2 separate regions of the Homo sapiens genome follow, and region 1 is linked to region 2. The links are chromatin loops, found by intact Hi-C in ENCODE. Cell type or tissue: heart right ventricle. All regions are shown on one strand.

What was found. Hi-C counts contacts between places; a loop is a spot of excess contacts. Peaks named below come from ENCODE experiments on the same cell type or tissue, not always from the same donor. Only the 100,000 strongest peaks of a DNase experiment are listed, where the experiment ranks them.
Region 1: it touches region 2 in a loop (4-fold over the local background); 7 of 110 quality-filtered maps call a loop at or near these places.

What each region holds. Positions count from the first base shown.
Region 1 is chr13:33,533,607-33,536,106 of GRCh38, reverse strand. It overlaps a transcript of STARD13 not described here. Among named protein-coding and RNA genes, the nearest start is that of LINC02344, 200 kb to the right of the region's middle. In heart right ventricle, no CTCF peak of the experiment used is centred here; no DNase peak of the experiment used is centred here.
Region 2 is chr13:32,733,864-32,736,363 of GRCh38, reverse strand. PDS5B (PDS5 cohesin associated factor B) reads right to left here. Exons shown (of 35, transcript NM_015032.4): 21 at 1,034-1,192. Among named protein-coding and RNA genes, the nearest start is that of PDS5B, 150 kb to the right of the region's middle. In heart right ventricle, no CTCF peak of the experiment used is centred here; no DNase peak of the experiment used is centred here; H3K27ac peaks cover 428 bases.

The DNA.
Region 1 (2,500 bases), 800 kb before region 2:
ATATTTAATTTATTTACATGCACACACGGAAAATGGAATGTCACATCTAGAGTAGCTTTCCCATAACCCAGCTCTATTCATGTCCCCCAAATCACTGATGCTCTTATTCCAGATCATGATGAGGACCAACTGGGGTGTAAGCCTGACCTCTGTGTGTTCTATAAGGGATCACTCAGTCCTCTTCCATTCCAATAATTTAAGTATAGATTTTCGGACTGCCATCTCGCCTTGTATAATATGCTTAGATGGAATCAGTAAAACAAATGTGCCTTTTATTTCCCTGAATGGGATTATTGTAAAGAAACAAGAAGCCATCAATAAGGGGGCAAAGTTCCCTTTATCCCCAAAACACCAATAGTCACATTTGAGGGCTAGAACATATTTACTTCAGCTTTTGTGGTAAGAGAAAGAATGTAAGTTTTTTATGTTCAAAATAAAGTTGACCTTGGTGCAAAACAACCAATATGTTCTAAGAACTTTCTCCTCCTTTGGAGCAGGCCTTTGTTATATCTCTAATTAATATAATTAAGTTATTTTGAAAATCAAAACAATTAATTGATGTTTTTCTTTCTCATCTGCTCCTGGAAGTTGTATTTTTAAGTTACTAAAATACAATTTTATCTTTAATTGATTGCCTTTGATTCTCTGTGGTAAAACTTAAAATACAAAATATATTTTACTTAATTGTATCAATTTGAAATTGTTATAGTTCAAGAATATTTGTATGTAACTCTTCTAAACTTTGAAATCATCAATATTAAGTTTAAAGGAAGACTTGGGGCTAAAATTTCCAGTCAGTGCTTTTTTCACTTTTGCTTTTATTTTTGGCCAGTCGTATTCAGATTTATGTAATGAAGAAAACCCATTTGGTTCTCCTTTTTTTTTCTTTTTGAGACAGAGTTTCGCTCTTGTCATCCAGACTGGAGCACAATGGCATGATCTCGGCTCACTGCAGCCTCTGTCTCCTGGGTTCAAGCGATTTTCCAGCCTCAGCCTCCTGAGTAGCTGAGATTACAGGCATGCACAACCACACCAGGCTAATTTTTGTATTTTTAATAGAGATGAGTTTCACCATGTTGGCCAGGCTGTTCTCGAACTCCTGACCTCAGGTGATCCGCCCGCCTCAGCCTCCTAAAGTGTTAGGATTACAGGCGTGAGCCACAAACGGCCCGGTTCTCCTTTTATTATGTCCAGAATTTGGACATAACATCTTCTTTCATCAAGAAAATGGTACATTTTAATTTGTTCTGCTTTCCCTCTTTGGGGTTAGTGTTTCATTTGTCATGAATAGTTTGGATGGTAGATAACCATAACTTGAATAATAAAAGGAAAATAAGTTTTTATAAAATAATGTTAAAACAGGCCCAGTCCTTAATCTCATAGTGCTTATACTAGACACTTAGAAGAATTTAAATATATCCAAAGGCCACTGAAATGTTCTATAATCATTTTAATAGTGTTTCAACAGTGTATTCTATATATAAAAAAATACATTAGAAAAGGTTCCTTTTCTCCTGCTTAACATAGTACATGATCACAAAATACATGTATGAAAAAACAGCATGTAGTTTCAAATATCTTTAAAACAAGGATAAACAAGAGACCTTTTTAAAAATGTTGAAATCCAATGTCTACCTGTTGAATTACATTTAAAACCAGACAGAAAATACACACTTCTTTCTGTCCTACTTCTTCAACTATTTTCCCTGTCTGGTGCATAACATTCTTAAACTGCTTAGAGGAAACTTTACACAGAGCAATGCATCATCCAGTTAGTTCATGTGGCTCTCCCTGAGCTTGAATACCATTCCAAAGAAGATACTCTAAAAGTCTGATAACTCAAAATAATATAATTTGTAAAGGCCTAGTATTTTATGGTAGGAGACTCTAGGACATAAAATAGACATTCTATTGATGAGAAATCTGAGAGTATAGAAAAAGTGAAAAGTACACCCAGCTAACAAAAAGAGTGATTTCAGGGTTGCTAGTAGGCTTTCCTTGCTTGCCCCAGAGCATTCCTATTGTGATACCATCACTCCACTTATCTCTACTTATTGATCAGTTGTCAGTTACTTTTGAAAAGTCCTAAGCACAACGTTCTGACCAGAATTCTGATGAACATAAAGTAAGTATAAGATATGTCCTTCATTTCTAGGAACTTTGAGAGTAATTGAAGAAAAGAGACACATTCATGTAATGGAAAACACCTTCTGATGATGTGTGCTGTGAGAGCAGAGAAGAGCATAATTAACACTCAGCATTTGTTAAGGGCTGAACATGTGCCTAGAGCTTTATATCCAGTCCTCACAGTCATGATCAGAGTGGCTGGGGAAGTCTCCATGGAAGAGGTGCTCAGGTGTTTGAAAGTTTTATTGACATCAAATACAAGGAAATTGTAAGCAAAGGCTTTGGTTTAAATTTGCATGTGATCTTACCATGTACTTCCTAGCCTTTTTCAGTTTATATAAGCATAAATCCACTTACTTACCAGATGTAATAA
Region 2 (2,500 bases):
AAAATAAAGATCTTTCCAGACAAACAAAAACTGAGAAAATTCATTAGTGGAAATCCAAACTAAAAAAAAAGTACTAAAGTAGTTCTTTAGATAGAAAGAAAATCATTACATAGAAAGGAATGAAAAACAAAAGGAGAAAATATGTTGGCAAATCTAAATAAACATTAACTGCATAAAATAACAGCAGTAATAGAACTGGGTGAACAAGAGCACAAAAAAGCACCAAGGAATAAAAGGAATTAAAGTATTTTGAAGTTCCTTGTGCTATACTGAAAGTTCAAAGCAGACCAACTGACACTGGCCTTTAATAAGTCCAAAGTCCATGTTGTAATTTCTAGGAAAACTACTAAAATAATAGCAAAATGTAAAACAGACTGGTAAAATGAAATAAAAATATTTAATCAAAAATAAGAAAAGAGAAAAATACACAACTGACAGGACAAACTGAAAACAAAAAATCAGGTGGCAGATTAACCCAGATATCACTACTTATATTATGTTTACTTTTTGGAGGAAAAACTTTATCTCATGTTTCTTTTAATTCTCCAGAGAACCTAGTACAGTGCTGTCACAGCAGATACAAAATAACTGGAGACTAACAAAATCATTATTTCCTCTCCCAATGTTTTTTCGTTCTCTCCCAATGTAGGGAAAAGAACAAGTTTATATAGAAAAAGGTAAAACTATAATCATGACAACCATACTATGAGCTGGTTTACCAATCTGCATATTTTTAAAAATAGATGTCCTGTCAAAAATTAAACCCCTGTAAATCTGAAATAGATAGCATCAGGTTATATTTTATATTTATCAAGGAATGTATTTGAGGTCATATGCCTATTCTCAACTAAAAAGATGTTTCAAGATGGTTTTGCTTATAATGGAGACAAGGCTTATTTTTTTTAAACAGGAAAACCTAAAATCAAGGCAGTCAAATGGAAGTATTATTGATATCATTTCACTTCTTTCCTTGTTGGATAAAATTGCAAAAGTTAACATTACAAAGAACATGAATCTAAAAAATATAAATTACCCGATCATTCATGAGAAGATCTTTCACAATGAAAGTAGCTACCAAAGATTTCAAAGGAGCAGCAAATTGATCAGGTGCAAGGAGAGCAATATGACCAATAGTAACCAATGGTGTTATGAGATGTTCCAGGTTGCTTGGATCTAGGCTCTTATGCAGAGGCTGAAAATGAGGGGAGGAAAATATATTTCAACTCTACACATATACAAATAAACTGTTTACATATTTCATTTTCAAATTACAAAATTTATTTTGTAATTTATTTTGTAATTCAAATTATAAAAACTACAAAAATTTCAATAAATATACATAGTATAAGTAGTAACTCAAGATTACATTTAGACTTCTATAGGTTATCTATGTCCAGAAGGCATCAGGTTCAAACATTTTCAGTTTTGCCCAATTCAGTTTAGAGGTAGGGTAAAGAAACATTTCGACACAGACTTCATAGCATATAGTTTATGACCATATACATGAATGTGTTAGAGACTGCTAGGGCTCACCAATATCCACTTCAATTTCCTGGGCATAAGGATGACTCTACTTGCAGCTTCCTGTGCAGTTAAGTGAGGATATATGAATGAGTTCTGGTCAAGAGAGTGGGAGTAAAATGAAGTATGCCACATATGCACTGAGGTAGGTATGAGCAATATGTCTTCTCCACAGGCTCTACTCACTGGCTGGCTTGATGCCAAGGATCCAGTGGGATTTAAAGAGAAGTCACTAATCAGAATGAGTCTGTGTCCCTAAGCCACTGATTAGAGGGTCATTCAAACACCCACTAGACTTTTCAGAAGCAAGAAATAAGCTTTTACTACATCTAGTCACTTGAATTTGGGGATCTTCATTATAGCACCAAATATTAAATACCATAACAAATAAAATGATTTTTTGTTATTCTGATAGGAAACCCAACCATTAATATGCATTTTACCATGATAAAAGAATGAACAAGCTCTTCAAATACTCATATAAAATGATATCAGAAATATATTGTTAAGGCCGGGCATTAACAATTACAGATTACATCTGTAATCCCAGCACTTTGGGAGGCCAAGGCAGGCAGATCACCTGAGGTCAGGAGTTCGAGACCAGCCAGGCCAACATGGTGGAATCCCGTCTCCGCTAAAAATACAAAAATTAGCCAGGCGTGGGGCATACGCCTGTAGTCCCAGCTACTCAGGAGGCTAAGCCAGGAAAATCACTTGAACAAGAAAGGTGGAGGTTGCAGTGAGCAGAGATCACGCCACTACACTCCAGCCTGGATGACAGAGCAAGACTCTATCTCAGAAAAAAAAAAAGAAAACAAAATATATGTTTGTGTGTGTGTGTGTGTGTGTGTGTGTGTTTTAATTTTTGAAATCAGAAGGGTGACTAAAATATGCCATTGGCATAAGGAGAGAGAGGGAAACAAAATATGCGTGTGTATGTGCATGCATGTGTGCACGTGCATATTTACATGCCCTTACT